Regions from separate parts of the Homo sapiens genome. Here regions 1, 2, 4, 5, 6 and 7 are each linked to region 3. A link is a contact called in ENCODE Hi-C or POLR2A ChIA-PET data. All regions are on one chromosome and are shown on one strand. The core of a region is the stretch at or near the end of the contact, and the rest is flanking DNA. Distances in the headings are between cores, read along the strand shown. Region 1 holds the start of NAT14 (N-acetyltransferase 14 (putative)). Region 2 holds the start of PPP2R1A (protein phosphatase 2 scaffold subunit Aalpha). Region 3 holds the start of NDUFA3 (NADH:ubiquinone oxidoreductase subunit A3). Region 4 holds the start of EPN1 (epsin 1). Region 5 holds the start of FIZ1 (FLT3 interacting zinc finger 1). Region 6 holds the start of ZNF784 (zinc finger protein 784). Region 7 holds the start of U2AF2 (U2 small nuclear RNA auxiliary factor 2).

Region 1 (2,700 bases), core at 102-2,601, 1.4 Mb after region 3:
GTGGCTACTGAGGCACCCAACCTGCTGGTTGTTCAGAGCGGGGCAGCTGAGGAGTTGCTCACTGGCCCGGGCCCCGGGGAGGCGGGGGATGGCGAGGCCAGCACTGGTGTGGTCCAGGATGTCCTCTTTGAGACACTCCAGACGGACGAGGGCTTGCAGAGCGTGCTGGTGCTGAGCGGGGCCGATGGCGAACAGACTCGACTCTGCGTACAGGAGGTAGAAACACTTCCTCCTGGGCTGACGGAGCCGCCTGCCACCGGCCCACCCGGACAGAAACTCCTCATCATCCGCAGCGCCCCAGCCACTGAGCTGCTGGACAGCAGCAACACTGGAGGAGGCACCGCCACGCTGCAGCTCCTGGCCCCACCGCCGTCAGGCCCAGCCTCGGGCCCCGCGGGGCTCCCCGGGGCTCCAGCCTCCCAGATGGTGCAAGTGGTCCCCGCAGGAGCTGGGCCTGGTGTTATGACCCCTCAGGGCCTGCCCTCCATCCAGATTGTCCAGACTCTACCCGCAGTCCAGCTGGTGCACACGTTTTGAGGAGAGGCAGTGATTCCCCTCCCGCCCCGCACAGAGACCCCGACTCACTGCCAGCCGGGGCGGGGCAGGGTGCCGCAGGCTGGGCTTGCTAATAAAGACCCGAGTCTCCCCGCCTGTGTTTTGTTTTCCTGGGGGGAGGGAAGGGGGCAAAGTCATGGTCCTAGCCCCCGCCTGGGAGCGTGGAGTCTTAAGTCTTGCGTCCTGGGTCGCAGATGGCTTGTTCTGCATCCTGGGGCCAGCCACTACGTAGGGCTCAGTTCCCCTGTCCTGAAACCAAAAAAGGCCGCAGGGGTCATTATAGTGGGGAGGTGGTGACATCAGACTCCAGGGAGTGCTACTTGTTCACTGTAGGTCGCCCCGCTGCCCCCCTCGTGTGAGAAGTAGGGGGATCCTTATGCGGAAGGGTTCTGCGACCCCGGGCGCCCCGTGGGTGGAGTGGGGTCCCTGGGGATGGGGGAGTCGGGCGCCAGGATGCTGAGCGTGGCCGGCTCCTCCCGCGAAGGCCCCGGCACGGATGAGAATCCACGCGCTGGCGTCGCCGCCCGGCGCTCAGGTTGCTCAGCAACGAGGGAACGTGGGGCGGGAGCTCGCGCTGGTCCCCAGCCCGCCGCCCGTCTCCTGCCGGCTTCCGCTCCCGTTCTTCCCCAGGTCCCCTTTCCCCGTTGCTCCTTCTCTAGGGATAGGAGAGGTCGCTTCCCGGCCCTCCGCAGGGTCACAGCTCGGTTCCTCCCAGCCCGCCCTCCGGGGAGCTTAGCAACGGTTGCTACGGCCCGGAGCGGGCGCCGCCCCGCCCCACCGCGCGCGGTCTGACGTCACTTCCGCCCGCGACCCCCTTCCAGACCCGCTCCCGAAACCTTGTCGAAGGACCAAAGGCGACCGGTGCAGGTGCTTGCTGGTCCTTGTTCTTGTGGCGCGGGACGGGGACGACTGTGGGGGAGGGGGCGCTGGGGACCGGGGTGGAGCGAGCGTGGTCCGTTCTCTGGCATGTGGGGAGGGTGTTCGTGGACCCCAGTGCCTGGGAGGGAGCCCCGTGCTGCAGTGTTGGCGTCCGCAGCGCGTTTGGGAGTGTAGATCGCTGAATAATACGGGGGAGGGGGGATCCCGGGAGACTTTAGCAAGGTCGCTGAGTATTGTGGGGGGCGCCTGTCCTGCCGAGATCCTCGCTTGGGGGCCCCGAGGGTTCTCAGTGTCCTGATCTGGGAAGTGCCGTTGCTGCTCCCTACCCCTCGGGGGAGCTTTGGGGACAGAGGTGCCCCCCTGACGCTGACCTACTTATGTTCTCACCAGGTGCACGACGCCAGCTCCCTTCTGGGGGGCCGGGGCCTGGGGGTTGCCATGGCCCCCAGCCACCTGTCAGTGCGGGAGATGAGGGAAGATGAGAAGCCCCTGGTGCTGGAGATGCTGAAGGTGAGAGGCAGGGGCCCCAGGGGGCCTGGGAGTGGCTGCAGTGGGGGAATTGCAAGTGGATTCAGCCACCCCCTCCCACCCACCTGAGCCAGCCTGGACCCCTGGAGCGGGATCTTTTCCTCCTGAGCCTCAGCCGCCCTGCTGCTGAAAACCACAGCAGGTGTGGCAGGTGGGGGCTCACCCCCCCAGCCCTACTGGGACCCCAGCACCAACGCCCTCCCTGGTCTCCCATCTCCAGTCGGCTGTGCACGCCAGCACAACAGCCAGCTCTGTGCCTCGGACCCCAACTCTTCAAAGCACAGCCCAGCACCCCAACCTAGCCCAGCAGCCTCCCTCCAGCCTCCACTCCAGCCTGAGGCAACCTCCCTGTCCTTACTTCCCTGGGGCCTCACTGCGGCATTGCTACTGAATTGAGTGCCCCCACAGCTCCTAATTCACTCATCCATCCATCATTCGCTCTCGTTCATTCATTCACTCCATACCCAGTGTGCCACACTGAACATCGGACTGTGCTGCCTTCCCTTCCCATTTGGGAGCTCTCACCCCGCCCCGGGCAGGGTCTACCTCCTCTCTTTGTCCAGGAGGCCCTAGCGTTTCGGATGGCTGAGCCACCCCTCCTGCCCACAGGCCGGCGTGAAGGACACGGAAAACCGCGTGGCCCTCCATGCCTTGACACGGCCGCCGGCCCTGCTCCTCCTGGCGGCGGCCAGCAGCGGCCTGCGCTTTGTCCTGGCTTCCTTCGCCCTGGCCCTCCTC
Region 2 (2,700 bases), core at 139-2,638, 1.9 Mb before region 3:
TAAAGGAGGAAAGAGCATCCCAGGCCTTCCCATCCCCATTCAACTCCCTCAGTTAGAGTGGTCCTAAGATTGCGGTGGGGGGGTAGGGCTGTGTTGAAGAGGTTAAAAACAGAGATTAGTCAGATCCAATCCTGCTCCCACTCTATGGAGGAAACAAATTCGAATACATAGTCACAGCCCAGGCTCTGGGATTGAGAGACAGAGAGAGAGATTGGATTGGAGAGAGAGAGAGAGAGAGATGGGATTGGAGAGACAGAGAGATAGATGGGACTGGAGAGACAGAGAGAGGGGTTCTGTGGCTCTGGAAGCCTAGAGAACAGAGCCTGAAGACAGAGAGGAAAGGGAGTAAAGGGGAGGCATTTATGCAGAGATCTCAGAAGTGAATATGAAAGGCACCCCTAGCAGAACGCACAGCTTGGGCAAGGAGGCTTGCTGGCATGAAAACGCAAGAAGTGCTCAGGCAGCTGTAATTCTCCAGGACATCAGATAAAAGGTAAAAAACAGATGGGAGACGCGCCTAGACAGGGTATTGAATACCAGCCCGAGGGGCTTGGGTTTCATCCAAACAGCAAGGCAACTGAGCTCAACACAGTGAGACTCGGTCTCCACAAACATTTTTTTAAAAATTGGCCGGGCCTAGCGGCGCGCGCCGATAGTCCCAGCTATTTCTGCAGGCTGAGGCGAGAGGATCATTTGAGCTCGGGGAGGTCCAGGCGGCAGTGAGCCAAGATCCTGCCACTGCACTACAGTCTGGGCAACAGAGCGAGACCCTGTCTTTAAAAAAGTAAAAAAAAAAAAAAAAAAAAAAGAAAGAAAAAGAAAAAAGAGAGAAGGGCAAGTCGCTCCCTTCTCTGGGCCTTGGCATAAATCAAGCACAAATCAAAGTCTCACTCCCTCCTCCTGCCGCGCAACGGCGCGGAGAGCCAGCCAGCCAGCCAGCGGAACCACGGCCTGGTAACCCAAAACCTGCACACCCTCCAGCTCCCCACAGGACGTCACGTATTACCACCGACGCACGCGCAGAAGCCTTCCCGGGGACTCAAGAAAGGGCAGGCTTAGCCTCCTCCCCATGTCGCCCCTCATTGGCTAGAAACTACTGCTCGTCTCGGTCGTTGTTAGCAGCGACCAGGGCGGGTACAATCTTGGTCGCTAGGACACGGCTAACTTCCGCTTTCTTCCCCCTCTCCTAGGCTCAAACTAGTCAAATCTTGTTCACTCGACCAATGGCAAATCGGAAGTGGGCGGGACTTCACAAGTCCGGACCAAAGAAACGCGAGCTTAGCCCTGGGTAGCGCGGCCAATGGCCGTGGAGCAGCCCCTGTAAACTGGCTCGGGCGCCCCCACGCCCGCCCTTCCTTCTTCTCCCAGCATTGCCCCCCCCACGTTTCAGCACAGCGCTGGCCGCAGTCTGACAGGAAAGGGACGGAGCCAAGATGGCGGCGGCCGACGGCGACGACTCGCTGTACCCCATCGCGGTGCTCATAGACGAACTCCGCAATGAGGACGTTCAGGTCCGGAGGCTACGGGGGACTTGGGGAAGACGCGGAGGGGTACCTGGGGGCACGGGCGGCCCTCGCGGAGAAGACTCAGCGTTCGCTGGGAGTGGCGGAAGGGGGCGACGGCCAATCAGCGTGCGTCTCTTATCTCCCCGGTTGCCCGGACTCCTTGAGACGGCGCTCCCGATTGGGTGTCGGCCCAGTGGAGGGCGGGGGCCAGCGCTAGCCTCGAGGGTCCCGGGCCTGCCCTGTGCGCGCGGCGGTCCGCGGTCCTGGGAGGTTGTGGCCAGGGCTGGGGTCTGCGGACTGGGTCTGGGAGAGAGGAGGACTCCGTGATTGGCGGCGGCCTCTGAATGGCCTCTTGGGGATGTGGGGCGCGCATGACTTGCTCCAAGTAGGGGAGGGCCGCCGGGTGGGTCGGGACCTGGGAAGGTTTTTTTGTTTTCTGGGTTTCGACTGCTGGGCCAAGTGGGGACCGAGAGGCGAAGGCCTGCCATCCTAATTCCTGCTCTTCCTCCGCCTCTCATTTTGGTTTAGGTGTCCTAAGAGGACGGGGACGCAAAAACACCCCCCCACCAAAGGTGGGGACTAGCCAAGTTTAGGAGCGAATTAGGTTGTAGAAACCCGCCTCCCCATCTCCCCGGATCCTCCCATTGACCAGGATAGGGGTTGAGGGATTTGCTAAGCAGATGAACATTTATTTATTTCTTTTTTTTGAGACAGTCTCTGTGTCGCCCAGGCTGGGGCTGGGGAGCAGTGGCGCGATCTCGGCTCAGTGCAACCTCTGCATACCGGGTTCAAACCATCCTCGCCCCTCAGCTCCCTAATTAGCTGCGATTACCGGCGCGAGCCACCACGCCCGACTAATTTTTGTATTTTTAGCAGAGACGGGGTTTCACCATGTTGGCCAGGCTTGGTCGGGAACTCTTGACCTCAAGCGATCCACCCGCCTCGGCCTCCCAAAGTGTTGGAATTACAGGCGTGAGCCACCGCGCCCAGCCCGGATGAACATTCCTGGTTATGGGATGAGGTGACCCAAGGCTCTGAGCCGGGCTGGTGTGGGATTGAGAACAGTTAGAACTGCAAGTCCACCTCCCACCTGCTGTGTGACCTTGTGCAAATTACTTCACCGCTTTGGGTCTCTGTGTTCCATAAAATATGGGCTAATTGTAGTCCTGGTCTTGCTGGAGGGACTTGTGAGGGA
Region 3 (2,767 bases), core at 150-2,649:
TGATTAATTGATCGATTGATAGATTGGTTGACAGAGAAAAATTAGCACCTATTATGTGCCAGGCTCTTGGTGTGATACTGTGTTAGATAGATAGATAGATAAAAATTAGCCCCTCTAGGCCGGGCGCGGTTGTTCACGCCTGTAATCCCAGCACTTTGGGAGGCCAAGGCGGGTGGATCACCTGAGGTCGGGAAGTTCGAGACCAGCCTGACCAACATGGAGAAACCCCCGTCTCTCCTAAAAAAGAAAAATTAGCCGGCTGTGGAGGCGCGCGCCTGTAATCCCAGCTATTCAGGAGGCTGAGGCAGGAGAATCGCTTGAACTCGGGAGTCGGAGGTTGCTGTGAGCCGAGATCGCGCCATTGCACTCCAGCCTGGGCGACAGAGCTAGACTCAATCTCAGAAGAAAAAAAAAAAAATTAGAACCTATTACGTGCCAGACCCTCGCTGTGCCATGTTGGCAGGCACAGAGGGAACTCAGACTCCGTTACTGCTCTCAAGCAGCAGCTACCAGTCCGACTGAAAGACCAAGACCAGGTCAGTTTCTTTTTTTTTGAGACGGAGTCTCGCTCTGTCGCCCAGGCTGGAGTGCAGTGGTGTGATCTCGGCTCACTGCAAGCTCCGCCTCCCGGGTTCACGCCATTCTCCTGCCTTAGCCTCCCCAGTAGCTGGGACTACGGGCGCCCACCACCACGCCCGGCTAATTTGTGTTGTATTTTTAAGTAGAGACAGGGTTTCACCATGTTAGCCAGGATGGTCTAGATCTCCTGACCTCGTGATCCGCCCGCCTCGGCCTCCCAAAGTGCTGGGATTACAGGCGTGAGCCACCGCGCCTGGCCCAGACCAGGTCAGTTTCTTAAGTGATCTGAGCTATAATGGCGGTAACAGAGCACTGTGAGAGCCCGCAGAAAGCTCCTAACCCATCTGGGATGAGACCTAGCGCTTCCAGGACGAGCCGATGTTGAGCTGAGACCTCGAAGGACAGGTTAGTCATTCACCTTCTCCCGGGCTCAGTTTCTTCGTCTGTAAAATGGGCTTTCATACATAAACTATAAAATGGGGACTATTTTGTTCCGCCTTAGGTGGGTCGCAGCAGGAGGACTAGTCACTCCGGAGCGACTTCTAGGCTGAGACTAAGGAGATTCCACGCAGGTCCGCAAAGTCAGGCTTGCGCTTGCTCCTGACACCACTTCCTTTACCTCCACGGCTCCATCTTTGTTCTGCGCGAGTGCGCACGCGCAGGCTCCGAAAGCGGGCCGTCGCACAGAGGGACCACAACTCCCAGAGTGCTCCGCGTCCTTGCTTTCGCCTCTACTTGTGCTCCAGGGCGCACGCGCAGCCCTGGGAGCGGGTTCTCGCGCATAGGGACCACAACTCCCAGGGTGCTCCGCGTCCTCGCCGCTGTCGCCGCCGCGGAGACAAAGATGGCTGCGAGTAAGTGCAGGTGCCGGTGGCGCACGGGGCTCGGGTAGTTCTGGGAACCTCTGGGCGGTCCTGGGACTGAGGTGCGGCAGGGCAGGGGTGGAAGCGATGGGGTCCGTGCTGGAGGGGAACGCAGAAGTCACGAGGGGGCTCCTCCAGGGCAGGGGTGGCACGAGAGGGTTAGAGGTCACCGGGGGCAGCTACTTGCAGGGGTGACGCTTCTTGCCACCCCTTCAGGAGTCGGCGCCTTCCTCAAGAATGCCTGGGACAAGGAGCCAGTGCTGGTCGTGTCCTTCGTCGTCGGGGGCCTCGGTGCGTGAGTGCTCCAGGCGCAAACTTGCATCGTCCACCCCCGTCCCCCTACATCCCTCCATCTTGTACCCCTAAAGCCCTATCGCCGCCCTCGGGTCCCCTCTAGTGTGTCTGCACCCCCACGGCATCCCCTTATCTATCCCCATACCCATTATAACCTCTCCACCATCGCCCCCCGCGTTCCTCTCCACCTACCCAATACGCTCTTAACCCCTCTAAATGAGACGTTCTCAACCCTGCTTATGCCTTAACACCTGAGCACCAAAAAAAAGTCCAGATCCTCCTCCTCCTTTTCATCTTTCCTCTCCCCCATTCTGAATTGAGTTGGCTTGGGTGGAGGTGGGACTGGGGAATCTGTGTCTTGTGAAAATCCCCGTATGATCCCAATGTGCCTTGCTGATTGAAAATCTCTGCCCTCTGCCCTGGAACTGCCCTACTCACACTTTAATTAGCACCGGAGTTCCTGCAGGGATGGGGGCGGGGGATTGTTAAAATGTAGCTTTTTTTTTTGCGATGGAGTCTCACTCTCACCCAGGCTGAAGTGCAGTGGCGCGATCCCGGCTCACTGCAACCTCGGCCTCCTGGGTTCAAGGGATTCTCCTGCCTCAGCCTCCCGAGTAGCTGGGATTACAGGCGCCCAGCTAATTTTTTGTTTTTGTTTTTGAGACTGAGTCTCGCTCTGTCGCCCAGGCTGGAGTGCAGTGGCGCGATCTCGGTTCAGTGCAAGCCCCGCCTTCCGGGTTCACGCCATTCTCCTGCCTCAGCCTCCCGAGTAGCTGGGACTACAGGCGCCCGCCCCCATGCCCGGCTAATTTTTTGTATGTTCAATAGAGACGGGGTTTCACCGTGTTAGCCAGGATGGTCTCGATCTCCTAACCTCGTGATCCTCCCAACTCGGTCTCCCAAAGTGCTGGGATTACAGGCGTGAGCCACCGCGCCCGGCCAGCTTTTTTTTTTTTTTTTTTTTGAGATGGCGTCTCGCTCTGTCTTCCAGGCTACAGTGCAATGGTTTGATCATGGCTCACTGCAACCTC
Region 4 (2,700 bases), core at 186-2,685, 1.6 Mb after region 3:
CTTACTAAGGGTCCCTTTCTGACACCTGTGGCGAAGCCCCCTCCTCCCTGTCCCTTCCTGCCTTCAGTGCTGGGGTTGGGTGGACGCTGACTGGCTGTTGGGCGTGAGCCTTGTTCACAAACCTGCCTCTCCTTTCCCCACAGATCTTTGTGGAGTTCACCTCTGTGTTTGACTGCCAGAAAGCCATGCAGGGCCTGACGGGCCGCAAGTTCGCCAACAGAGTGGTTGTCACAAAATACTGTGACCCCGACTCTTATCACCGCCGGGACTTCTGGTAGAGGCGGCTGGGGGAGGGTGGGGGCAGGGCTGGCTGGGGGCTTCTCCCCACTCCCGCCCCCCCCTTATCCCCCTCTGAAGACGATGGGCAGAGGAGTGACAGCCGCAGACACACGACAGCCGGCAGCAACTGGAATGGCAGCAATTAAGGGTGGGGGGCGGGGGTTGGGGGGTTGGGGGGTTAGGGCAGGGAGGGGACTGGGGAAGTGCGCACACAGCCCACACAGACAACACGCACCCACACAGACACAGAGGGAAGGGGTTGGGATGGGGACAGGGTGCACAGCAGGGCGGGGTAGGACCCCAGCCCCTCCCAAAACAGCCTCTCCTTCTCCCATAGACCCCTTTCTTCTCCCCTTCCCCACGGTAGGAACATAGCGTGTTTATATTTTATGGCCAAACTATTTTGAATTTTGTTGTCCGGCCCTCAGTGCCCTGCCCTCTCCCTTACCAGGACCACAGCTCTGTTCCTTCGGCCTCTGGTCCTCTCTGGTCCCCTCCTGGGTTTCTTACGTAGTTGATTTTTCCTCTTTAGTCTCCCCCGACCTGCGCCCAGCCCCGTGGCCCCTGCCCCTCTCCTACTCTCTGTGGCAGTTTCATATTTGCTAAGACGAATTTGCTCATTAAACATTTTGTTGTATTTTACTTTATGGAGCGGCTGTGTGTCCAGTATGTCCGACCCTCTTCCTCGGTTCTGGGCTCGGGTGGGGGTTCCCTTGGCAAACTGCGGGCCCCTGGCTGGGACGCCCCTGCTGCCGGCGCCGGCAGCCTCGAGGCCTTCCCTGCTTGCGCGGTGCCCTTCTCGGGGTCGGCACAGGCACAGCCCCGGGGGACGTGAGGTTCCCGAGTGCTCTCCCACCCCGCCGACAGGAGGGATGGTGGCCGAGCGGGCCGGGGCGGGCGTGGCGTGGGTGTGCCAGGAGCTCCGCGGTTGCCGCCAAGCGAGCTGGAGCTGACTCTCGGCGTTCCGTGAGCACCGCGCGGATCCCCCGCTGCAGCGGGCGGAAGTGACGTAGAGGCGCCTAGCAACGGGGCCCAGCGCGCCGGAAGTGATGCCTTCCAGGTTGGCTTGGCTGCGGAAGCGACTCCTGCCAGGGCGGGGTGCGGCACGGGAGGGCGGGGAGCGCGGCAATTTCCGCTTCCGGTCCGTCGCCTCCTTCTGTTGCTTCCCGTCTCCTCGGCGGCTCCCCTCCCCCGCCCGGCTCTCCGCGCCCCTTCTGGGCGGCGGGGCGGCGGAGCCGTCGGCGTGCGGCCCTCCTTGCGTTCGTGCGTGCGCCCGTGGCCCGGCGCACGTCCCGCGACACCGAGGCCGAGCGGGGCAGGGGGCTGACCGCCATGACCCCCCAGAGCCCGGCGTGAGGGGGCCGAGGTGAGCGCGGGGCGGAGCGCGGGGGACGCTGGCCCGCCTGCTCCGGGTGTTCGGGCCTGGGCCGCGGCGCGCGCGGGCTCGCGTCTGGCCAGTTCTGGGTGTCTCTGGCGGCCTTTGTGTCTCTGCTCCTGTGTCGGCCTTGACTGCCCCCGTGTCGGTTGTCTGTGTCTGTCTCTCTCGTGTCTGTGTGTCTGTCAGCGTCTGTTTCCTGTGGGCCTCTGCCTGTGCCTGTTTCAGTGAACTTAGAAAAGGGTTTGGAGATAGGAGTGTGTTTGTGTGTCTGTCCCGGGTCTCTCTCTCCTCTGTCTGTCGTGTCTGTGTCTGTCAGGATTTGTTCGTGTCTCGTTGAGTTTCCGAGTCTTCTTTTCCCTAGGTGTCTCTAGCCCTTCCCTGCGGGCTTTTCTGCCTATGGTGCAAATCTTACCCCCGCCCCGTCTTCGCATCTGAGTTTTGCCCCCATACCTATCACCTCCAATCCTGAAGTTTCTTTCCAGGAGTCTGTTAACTTGATCTAGAATCTGCCCCTTTTCCCCAGTTTTCTGAGTCTCTGGTGTGATGGTGAAGAGCCCCAGCCTTGGATTCAGAAGCCCGGCTGCCTGCTAAGCTGTGTAATTGCCAGGTGATAGTCTCTGTGTCAAAACCTCAGTTTCCTAGTCGTAGGAAATCCATAGTTCGTAGGCATTCGTAGTTCCTACATCATAGGGTCCTTGTGCATGTAAGTTGAGGTGATGCTTGTAAAGTGCCTGACGGTATCTGACACATAGCAAGTGTGTAATTACTGGGAGCTCTGGTTTTTATTATTACAGTGCTTAGAGATTTTTACACAGTAAGTGTTAGATATCGGTCGGTTATTGGAGTACTCCTTGGAGAACTTTGCCATATCCTTTGTATTCTTTTTAATGTAAGAATTCTCTTTGAATCAATTTAATTTGAAATACAGTCTCATTCTAAGCAGTATCTGAGAAATCTCAGCTTTGATGTGCTAGTTGGGTAATTTTTTCTAATGCACGCCAAATAAGTACAGAGTATTAAGATAGTGCCTTTTCTGCCGCCAC
Region 5 (2,700 bases), core at 183-2,682, 1.5 Mb after region 3:
ACGCCTGTGGCAAAATCTTCCTAATCACTTCATAGTCTCCTCACTCCACGGAGTGTTTTTAAGCCTCTCCTCGCTCTTCGCCAATGCGCGGCCACTGCTCTCTGTGCCCCTCCCACTGTAATTTAAGCCTCTCCCACTCTTCCTTAAGTCCCACCTACTCCCTTCAAAGTCCCCCACAATGTTCCCTAAGGATCTTGTATTCTTTGCCAAGCCCTTTTCCTTCCAAAAGGCCCTCCCACTCCCCTCTAAGCTCCTCCCACTCCTCTTCCAGGATGACCACTTAGCGAATGGGAGGGCAAAGATTTGGGGCTAAGCACACTGGAGTCATCCTTGCAGGGAGACCAGAATTACTCCTGTAACATCAGATAATAAAAATTCTTCATCTGTAAAATGGGAATAGTAGTACCTACCTCATGGAGTGGTGGCGAGAATTAAGTAAAATTGTGGCAATAAATGCTACGTGCCCACTTAAGCTGGTGCACAGCAAAGACGCAACAAGTAAGCTGTTTGGATGACTATTATCCCGTAAGTTCCTCCTGGATTCCTCCTTAAGTCCTACCATGATTGCTAAGTTATTTGACTTATCTAAGCCCCTCTCGGGTCCACTAAGACCCACTTCCAAAACTCCACCCAATTTTTCCTTTAAAGAAGCCACATCCTTTCTAAGACTCTCCACTGGACTCCCGTCACCTTCTCAGGCCTTCTCTACGAAGTCTATTCCCATCCCCTGCAAGTCCTTTCCACATTCATTATAAAGACCTGATAGTTGCATTAAACCCCTCCAAATTACACCCTTAAACTCCACCCCCCTCACTAGGCCTACCTACTTCTCTAAGCCACACCCCAGACAAACTCCATCCCTTCTACTCTAAACTCCTCCCTCCTGCTTCCTGGGCTCCCTTTACCCAACCAGCCTCAATGAGTTTCCTTCCACCCCTCAATCCAGGGCCTACCCACCATTCCTTCTGAGCCACGCCCCTTTATCAAACCCCACCTCTTTGCCTAAGACCCTCCCATTTTCTATCCAGACTCTCCCTCCTCCACGCCCCTCCCACTTCCACTCTAAGCTCCGCCCAACTCAGGCTCCTCCCAGCCCTTGCTCCGCCCCAGCAGCCACTAGGCCCCGCCTCCTCCTCCACCCCGCAGCCTGAGGAGCGGGCCCCCCCACTTGCCCAGTCTGCTCCAGGCCCCAGGCCCCGAGAGCCGGCCTTTTGTGCCCCTCCCCCTGCCCCTAAAAGGTGCAGCCCTGGGCGCCCGGTTGGGGGGCAGGTCGGGCAGGCCCCGGGGCCAGGCGAGTCCACCTCGCTCGTACGGAGCGTTGGTCCTGGAGACCCGGGGCGGCCCCGGGAGGCCGGGGAAGTCCGTCGGCTTTCCTCTTTAATTACTTACACCTCCCTCTGGGCGCCGACATTTTGGGCAGCGGGGGCAGCGTCACTTCCACCCGGGGGGCCCCTCGACTTCCGCCTCAGCTCCCTTCCCCCGCCGTACTCCCCCTTTCTCCCGCCCTCTTGGCTCCCCTTCCTCATCCCCGCCCTTCTCCCTCTTTCCCTTTCCTTTCCCAGCCCTGGAGGTTGAAGAAGCCAGGCCCGCGCCATCTTGGGTGAGGGCAGCGGGAAGGGGCGGGGCTTAGGGACACCCACGGCGCCATACAGACTAAGGGCAAGGAGCTGAGAGCGAGGGGGCTTCTCCGTGGCGACACTAGGCGATGCTAACGTAAATGAGAGCAGATACTATTTCTTTTTCACAGCCTCGGACTCCTCCGATTAGGATGTACAGTTGGACTAGGGAAAAAAAAAGAAAGCGAAGTGCGCCAACTGCAATACAGAGCTGGAAAAGACCGGCACCATCTTATCCACTTAGCACTCCATGGGCTTCGAAGCCTGTCCGGTGCCATGTTAATTACGGGCACTGGGCAGCCATTTTCCCGCTCCTCATCATTCGGTATCTGTCTTTGGGTCACCCGACTGTGGGCTTTGTGAGAGGAAAGGCGTTTCGAGGTGGTTGGGGATGTGGTGCTGGGTTATTTCCCACTGGGGACACACCAGGGCCGCCGGTGCGCAGGCGCGGCTTCCGGGCGTGGCCGCGACCGGTCGTTAGGACCCAGCGAGTCCCCTTTGTTTCCCGCGGGCGCGCAGGCGGGCGGGAAGGGCAGGAAGGGAGGGGCCCGGCGCTTCTCCGAGGGGCGGGGCCGGCACCGCGCGCCGCCGCCCCCGCCTCGCCGCCGCCGAGGGGCAGGGCCCCCTCACCCCCTCCCCTTCCCACGCGCCGGCCCCGTTGCCCCCGCGCGCGCGCACACTCGCGAGCCCCGGCGACATGCAAATGAGGTACCCGAGAGGCGGGGGGCGCAGGCGGGAGGGGGGGTGTGGGGGTAGGGGAGGCCGGGCCGCGCGCTCCCGGAGCGCGCCTCCAACACCTGTTCCTGCTCCCGCGCTCGCGCCCCGCGAAGCCGTCCGGGCGCGCGCGCGCAGACCCCCTTCCTGGCAGCCCCCGCCGCCCGCTTACCCGGCGCCGCTCATTGGCCGTCGCCCCCGCAGGGCCCGCCCCGCGCTTGGGCTTCGCAGCTCGGGGGCCGATGGGCGCGTCAGTACCGGGGCGAGGGGACGGGGAGGGTCGGGGGACCAGTCTCCCCCTTTCCACCGTTCCAAAGACCAGACTCCTAGACTAGGCTACCCCGTGGGAGCGAACCGTATGGAAAGGTGG
Region 6 (2,914 bases), core at 133-2,632, 1.5 Mb after region 3:
AAACAAACAAAAATTATTATTATTATTTTTAATGTAGAGGGAGTCCCACTATGTTGCCCAGGCTGGTCTCCAACTACTGGGCTCAAGAGATCCTTCTGGCTCTGCCTCCTAAAGTGCTGGGATTGCAGGCGTGAGCCGCCGCGCCCGGCCCATCCTCCAGGATTCTGTTGTATCCTCATCAACATTTCCTCTCCTGTCCAAAATATATCATGGATCCCACCTTTTGTCCTCCACCCTAGTTAAAGCCCCATCACTTGGCGCCTCCAAAATTGAAAAACCCAAGGGCATCTCTGTTCCTATTTCTGCTGGCTTGTAACCCACCTCCCAGGAATAGCCTGAAGGTCTTTTGAAAATGTAAATCAGATCAAGTCATTTTTCGCACTCAAAACCCTCCAGTGGCTCCAAATGACTTATCCCAAATCGTCACTATAATATCTGTGGCGATGTAGCTCCACTTATCTCTCTGACCCCAGCTTAAACATAAGCCGGCACCCAGCTGACTTCTCTCGTCTAAATTTAGCTGCCCCACCCCTACTCTTGGCTCAATTTATAGAAATTGGCTCAATTTTTATTTCCTTTATAGAACATATCACAGTAACTCTCCTTTATTGTCTCTCTCCTCTCAAGAGACTGCAGGCTCCAAAAGAACACAACCCTTGTCTGTCTTGGTCACTTCTCTATTTACAGAGCCGAAGTAGGAGCTCAGTAAATGTTTGTTGAATGAATGAATGTCCTCAATTAGTCTAATTCTGAGTGGGGTAACGTGGAGGAAGTTCCAAAGTCACCTAGACCACCCACTTCTACCCCCAAATTCTCCCTTGGGCATTCGAGAAGCATCACTAAGACCCTTGAAGAATTATCCCCTACCCCGACATAGGTGCTCCAATCATAATCCCCCACGTTTTTCAGGGTCACCTTCCCAACCTTCTACCCTAGAATTAGCCCTAGAATTTATGAGGCCCCGCCCCTTACAAGGCTCCACCCAAATTATGCAAATTATCCCTGGTAAGCCCCCTTCCCTGGACCCAAACCCGTCCCACAAGACAACACCGTCCTCAGACTCCGCCCCCATCCAGGCCCCGCCCACCACCCATAGGTCCCTCCCCCACCCCGCCCACCATGACATAGTCTCCTCCCCTGCCCCGCCCCTCGCGAAACCACAAGAAGCCCCACCCCCAGGGCCATAGCACTAAATACCTCCCTCGCCCACCCCCTCATAGGCCACGCCCCGGACCCGCCCCCCACACTACGACCTCCTCCCACCTCGAGCCCCACGCCCAGGCCCCTTCCTTGCCCGCACCAGGTCCAGTGGCTCCTGGGATCGCGACTCCGGAGTCGGTGAGCTCCGACTCTGGGCCTCTGGGCGCGCAGCGGCCATCTTGTGCCCAAGCCCCGCCCCCAAGGCCAATGTTCGCTCTGAAAGGGGGTGGGGCTCGAACTGGCGTAAGAGCTACTGCGCAGGCGCAGTGCGGGGCTGCGAGGGGGCGTGGTGCAGCAGGGGGCGTGGCGGGGCGGGGCGTGGCGGCTGAGCCCGGGAGAATGTGAGTTGTTCCCTCTCTAATTACCTGTCTGTCCCTCCGAGGGTACGCTCTGTGTGGCGCTAGGATGCCTGTAACACCCTGGGAACAAATCCGAACGTTCCTTCTAAACCAACGCAGGCCGACTCGAGGCTCTGGCTGTCAGGGGAACCTCAGCAGAACTGAAGAAGCTTTGCTTTGTTTCCACGGTAAACGTTTTTGTGATTACCTCTGCACTGCTCATGACAACGTAATGACGCCAAGTTTATAAACGTCGGTGTAGGCCGGGTGCGGTGGCTCATGCCTGTATTCTCAGCTACTCGGGAGGCTGAGGTGGGAGGATCGCTTGAGGCCGGGAGGTCGAGGCTGCAGTGAGCCATGATCTCGCCACTGCATGCAGCCTGAGTGACAGAGACTCTGTCAAAAAAAAAAAAAAAAAAGGCAGTGTGGAGAAAAATATTCAGTAAACAGCAACACAGGTGGTCCTGGGAGGACGCAAAAACCCGCAAGCTGATGTTATGTTTGGGAGGAAAGAGCTCAAAAACGCGGGGTTTTCAGCAGCATCAAGGACGGGGCTCTTCTTAGCTGCCCCGTTTAGTCATTCTGGTGGTATCACCTTGGATAAGTCACTACACTTCTCTGGACCATTTCTCTTTCTTTTGTGTAGCACTGTAGAAGCATTGTGACAAACCACTGAGAAGAGACATGGAAGAGTTTGGAAACATCTTTAAATAGTTTTCTTGAAAGGGCAGGATAGGAGATACTTAAACATGATCCTAAGCATGATCATTTCATTCATAAATATATATGAAATTATATTTTGTGATATGTTGGTATAAAATAAAGATAAACACCACTTAGGCTGAATTATCTCCTCCTCCTCCTTTCTTCTTCTTTTATAGAGATGGGGATCTTGCTGTCTTGCCTTGCCCAGGCTGGTCTTGAACTCCTAGCCTTAAGCGATCCTTCTGCCTTGGTCTTCCAAAGCTATATTTCCCTTCTTTTCTTTTGATTTTAAAATAATTTTTTTTTTTTTGAGATGGAGTCTCACTCTGTCGCCCAGGCTGGAGTGCAGTGGCATGATCATGGCTCACTGCAACCTCTGCCTCCCGGGCTCAAGCGATTCTCCTGCCTCAGCCTCTTGAGTAGCTGGGATTACAGGTGCCCGCCACCATGCCCGGCTAATTTTTGTATTTTTAGTATATACAGGGTCTCACCATGTTGGCCAGGCTGGTCTCGAACTCCTGACCTCAGGTGATCCGCCCACCTCGGCCTCCCAAAGTGCTGGGATTACAGGTGTGAGCCACTGCGCCCGGCCTAAAATAAATTTTTAAATGTTGTGGGTCCCTAAGAGTATCATGGGCCCTAGGCACTGTATCTACTACTGTGTCTAATGC
Region 7 (2,700 bases), core at 198-2,697, 1.6 Mb after region 3:
CCGGCAGGCGAAGGTTCCAGTGAGCCGAGATCGCGCCACTGCACTCCAGCCTGGGCGACAGAGACTCCGTCTCAAAAAAAAAAAAAAAAAAGTAAAAAGAAGCGTGGACACTACCCGCTGGGCTACCCAGACCGGAGCGCGGCGCGAGAGGCGTGAGTCGATGACCTCTAGCGAGGGAGGCCACCTAGCGGCCAGGCCAAGTCTGGAGGATACTTCCGTTGGGCCGCCAGGGGGCAGTAACGCCAGATCATCTGTCTCCCGGAAGTAATGCCAGATGATCCGTCTGCCGCGCCTGCGCGGCGGGAAGAGCCGGAGCGCGTTGATGTGGTTGCCGAGACAACCAAGAGGGTGGCCGGATTTAACGGCTGGGGATTAAGCACTTTCACCGTTGTAAGGGAAATCTCGCGCACGCGCAATGGGGACTGAAACCTGGTCCCCGCAACCCCCTTCACGGGAGCAGTGGGAGAGCGCGCCACAGAACGACTTTTACGCAGGCGCAGAAGCCTGTTTCCCCTCACCCGCGGCTTCCACCCTGCGCAGGCGCAAAAAGCCGCGCTGGCAACCTCCGCAGCGGTCGCGCGCACCCTTCATCCCTCTTGCTGCTTTTGTCTGGCACAACCTTCTCAGGCCCTCCGCGAGGCCGGCCCTTTTTTTCTTTCACTTTCCCCACCCGGAGAGCCAGGTGCCGAGAACTAGGACCTCGTCCCCTTCTCTATCCCTTCCCCTGATCCATCTCGTCTCTGTTCTCCTTCCCTTTTCCGTTCCCGAAGCCGGAAGGAGCCGAGGTACCCACGGAAAAAGTCGAAGCTGTCCCCGGAGAGTGAGGCCTTCACGAAGCGGTGGCGGAAGGAGCCGAAGTTCTCTGATCGGAGGCGTGAGCAAGTGGCATCTCCGGAAAGAGCCGAAACACGGACTCGAGCTTAATCCCAGGAGGGGCCCGAGGGCGAGATCCGGAAATCTCCGGAAAGAGCCGAAGGCCGGGACGGTTAGGATTGTCGGAAGTGGCCGATTGCTTGGACAGGGCCGGCGGAGAAGATCGGAGCAAGTCCGTGGAAGAAGCCAAAGACTGGGACGGATTGAATTGTTGGAAGAACCCGAACTCGCAGAGGGGACTGGGCGCAGTGGCACACGAGGACACACGGAAACCTCCGAACGTTGAGGAGATAATCTCGGAAAAGTTACGGAAACCTGGGAAGTCGGCGAAACCCTACGTTCGGGTGTTTTCGGAAGCAGCCGAAGCGGCCGCCTGCTTCGCCTTCGTCCAGTATCCGGAGATAGCCGAGGCGCTTCGGAGCCAGGCTCGGGGGGAGGGGCAAGCTCGCGGGCGGGCGGGCGGGTGAGGGGGCGGAGCCCGGGCGGGGCGGGGAGGGCTGCCGGAGGCTTGATTAGGTAGGAGGTGGCGAAGCGCCGGCGGCGGCCGGAAGTAGCCGAAGCCAGCGGCGGAAGTAGCCGAAGCGGCTGGAGCGGGCGGCAAGGCGAGGCGAAAGCTGCACAGGGCCCTACGCGGCCGCCTCAGCATGTCGGACTTCGACGAGTTCGAGCGGCAGCTCAACGAGAATAAACAAGGTGAGGGCACCGGGGTCGCGGGGCGGAGGTGTGGGCGGCTCCTCGCGTCGCTCTTTGCCCCCCCGCCATTTTCTCCCTCGCTTCCCCCCACTTCACGGCCGCGCGGCGCCCCCCAACCCTGGTTCCGTGGCGCGCGCCTCGTTCACGTGACGTCCCCAGCGTTCCGCCGCGCGCTAGGCGAGGGGAAGGGGGCGGCGGGGCGCGGGCCCGTGACGCATGCGCACGGCGGCTGTCCCTGCGCCCCACGTGGTCCTGGCGGAGGTGGCGCGGGGGACGCGGCACGAGCGCGCCAGATGCCTCGACGTGAACTTTTGTTTTTTAAAATCTTTTTGGTTTCTCTGAAAAGGAGATTATGTTAGTCCCCGTAATCTCTTTTCTCCCGCTGCCTTGGCACTTCCGCTTCCGGTCGGGCCCACGGCAGCGTCTCCACGCCCCCTTTGTTTCCAAAATGGCGGTTGTGAGAACTTGGTGGGGGGGCCCCTTTCCTTCCTTCACGTGGATGAGGGCAGAGCCGTTTCGGCGGATGCTTGGAGGCCACGGGCCCCTCGCGTACCCCTTTTCCTTTTTGCTGATTTGCTCTGATCTCTCCCGCCAGGTGGTTTCTGCCCCGTCTGTTGGTAGTGGGGCGCCTCATATTAACGTGTTTGGCACATGTTGCCTAAAAGCATCTGCATTCTTTGAGTGTCCGCACGCACACATCCTGCATATGCGGGGCTTTTGGCGGTCCCGAGAATCGCGATATGGAGTGTTTGAGACAAACCTCAAATCATTTACAATCCCAATCTCAGGGCACCTGATAATACTCAGTCTCAGATCTCAATATAGAGATAAGAAAACAGGTTCTGAGGGAGGAAGAGGGATCTGGCCCACTGCGCTAAACTCTTCACTTACGGGGAAGGTGGGAGGCAGGTTCCCTTCAGGGTATCGAAAATTGTGATGGGTTAGAACAAAAAGCCTGGGGCCCTGATCTTAGGGATTCCAATAATATTAGAAGTGGGAGAGTTGTTAAGACGCTTTAAAAATCCTCCGTGTTTCAGTTTGTGAAGAAATACAGGACCAGGGAAGATTGGAGACTTGTTTCTTTTCAGGCTTCAGCTGCCCATGTTCCTAGCTCGTTCGGAGGACGAAATGAGG

The links. A loop is a pair of places that touch in the nucleus more often than their neighbours do. ChIA-PET counts read pairs that join two places held with the same protein, here RNA polymerase II (POLR2A). Pooled maps may share reads with other maps.
Region 1: a pooled map shows a loop between it and region 3 (6-fold over the local background). The contact joins the promoter of NAT14 here to the promoter of NDUFA3 in region 3. A Hi-C loop is called at or near these places in 1 of 168 maps with a recorded cell type or tissue (naive thymus-derived CD4-positive, alpha-beta T cell), 1 of 37 single-sample maps with no recorded cell type and 8 of 50 pooled maps. POLR2A ChIA-PET finds 5 or more read pairs at or near these places in 1 of 52 experiments (HEK293).
Region 2: a pooled map shows a loop between it and region 3 (11-fold over the local background). The contact joins the promoter of PPP2R1A here to the promoter of NDUFA3 in region 3. A Hi-C loop is called at or near these places in 1 of 37 single-sample maps with no recorded cell type and 8 of 50 pooled maps. POLR2A ChIA-PET finds 5 or more read pairs at or near these places in 1 of 52 experiments (CD4-positive, alpha-beta T cell).
Region 4: a pooled map shows a loop between it and region 3 (21-fold over the local background). The contact joins the promoter of EPN1 here to the promoter of NDUFA3 in region 3. A Hi-C loop is called at or near these places in 2 of 37 single-sample maps with no recorded cell type and 9 of 50 pooled maps. POLR2A ChIA-PET finds 5 or more read pairs at or near these places in 1 of 52 experiments (HEK293).
Region 5: a pooled map shows a loop between it and region 3 (9-fold over the local background). The contact joins the promoter of FIZ1 here to the promoter of NDUFA3 in region 3. A Hi-C loop is called at or near these places in 3 of 37 single-sample maps with no recorded cell type and 8 of 50 pooled maps. POLR2A ChIA-PET finds 5 or more read pairs at or near these places in 1 of 52 experiments (HEK293).
Region 6: a pooled map shows a loop between it and region 3 (6-fold over the local background). The contact joins the promoter of ZNF784 here to the promoter of NDUFA3 in region 3. A Hi-C loop is called at or near these places in 4 of 50 pooled maps. POLR2A ChIA-PET finds 5 or more read pairs at or near these places in 3 of 52 experiments (Caco-2, activated CD4-positive, alpha-beta T cell and activated T-cell).
Region 7: a map of CD4-positive, alpha-beta memory T cell shows a loop between it and region 3 (6-fold over the local background). The contact joins the promoter of U2AF2 here to the promoter of NDUFA3 in region 3. A Hi-C loop is called at or near these places in 1 of 168 maps with a recorded cell type or tissue (CD4-positive, alpha-beta memory T cell), 1 of 37 single-sample maps with no recorded cell type and 11 of 50 pooled maps.

Annotation. Positions count from the first base shown.
Region 1 is chr19:55,483,837-55,486,536 of GRCh38, forward strand. It overlaps NAT14 (N-acetyltransferase 14 (putative)), which reads left to right and starts at 1,352. Exons shown (of 3, transcript NM_020378.4): 1 at 1,352-1,422; 2 at 1,825-1,944; 3 at 2,572-2,700. The coding sequence starts at 1,873. It overlaps ZNF628 (zinc finger protein 628), which reads left to right. Exons shown (of 3, transcript NM_033113.3): 3 at 1-651. The coding sequence ends at 537. RefSeq lists a silencer at 1,142-1,561 and an enhancer at 1,662-1,991.
Region 2 is chr19:52,188,664-52,191,363 of GRCh38, forward strand. PPP2R1A (protein phosphatase 2 scaffold subunit Aalpha) reads left to right here and starts at 1,389. Exons shown (of 15, transcript NM_014225.6): 1 at 1,389-1,511. The coding sequence starts at 1,434. RefSeq lists enhancers at 1-946, 595-724, 755-804, 815-1,034, 947-1,914 and 1 more.
Region 3 is chr19:54,101,456-54,104,222 of GRCh38, forward strand. NDUFA3 (NADH:ubiquinone oxidoreductase subunit A3) reads left to right here and starts at 1,400. Exons shown (of 4, transcript NM_004542.4): 1 at 1,400-1,433; 2 at 1,659-1,733. The coding sequence starts at 1,424. RefSeq lists an enhancer at 1,189-2,165.
Region 4 is chr19:55,673,791-55,676,490 of GRCh38, forward strand. EPN1 (epsin 1) reads left to right here and starts at 1,436. Exons shown (of 11, transcript NM_001130072.2): 1 at 1,436-1,645. It overlaps U2AF2 (U2 small nuclear RNA auxiliary factor 2), which reads left to right. Exons shown (of 12, transcript NM_007279.3): 12 at 144-926. The coding sequence ends at 278. RefSeq lists silencers at 998-1,217, 1,388-1,717.
Region 5 is chr19:55,598,085-55,600,784 of GRCh38, forward strand. It overlaps FIZ1 (FLT3 interacting zinc finger 1), which reads right to left and starts at 1,433. Exons shown (of 3, transcript NM_032836.3): 1 at 1,390-1,433. It overlaps ZNF524 (zinc finger protein 524), which reads left to right and starts at 2,204. Exons shown (of 2, transcript NM_153219.4): 1 at 2,204-2,324. RefSeq lists enhancers at 804-1,678, 1,679-2,552 and silencers at 1,030-1,449, 2,160-2,700.
Region 6 is chr19:55,623,184-55,626,097 of GRCh38, forward strand. It overlaps ZNF784 (zinc finger protein 784), which reads right to left and starts at 1,383. Exons shown (of 2, transcript NM_203374.2): 1 at 1,301-1,383. The coding sequence starts at 1,378. RefSeq lists enhancers at 1,364-1,863, 1,614-1,763 and silencers at 1,364-1,413, 1,484-1,543.
Region 7 is chr19:55,653,588-55,656,287 of GRCh38, forward strand. It overlaps U2AF2 (U2 small nuclear RNA auxiliary factor 2), which reads left to right and starts at 1,448. Exons shown (of 12, transcript NM_007279.3): 1 at 1,448-1,566. The coding sequence starts at 1,518. RefSeq lists enhancers at 574-1,243, 2,194-2,273 and silencers at 1,294-1,343, 1,434-1,483, 1,694-1,833.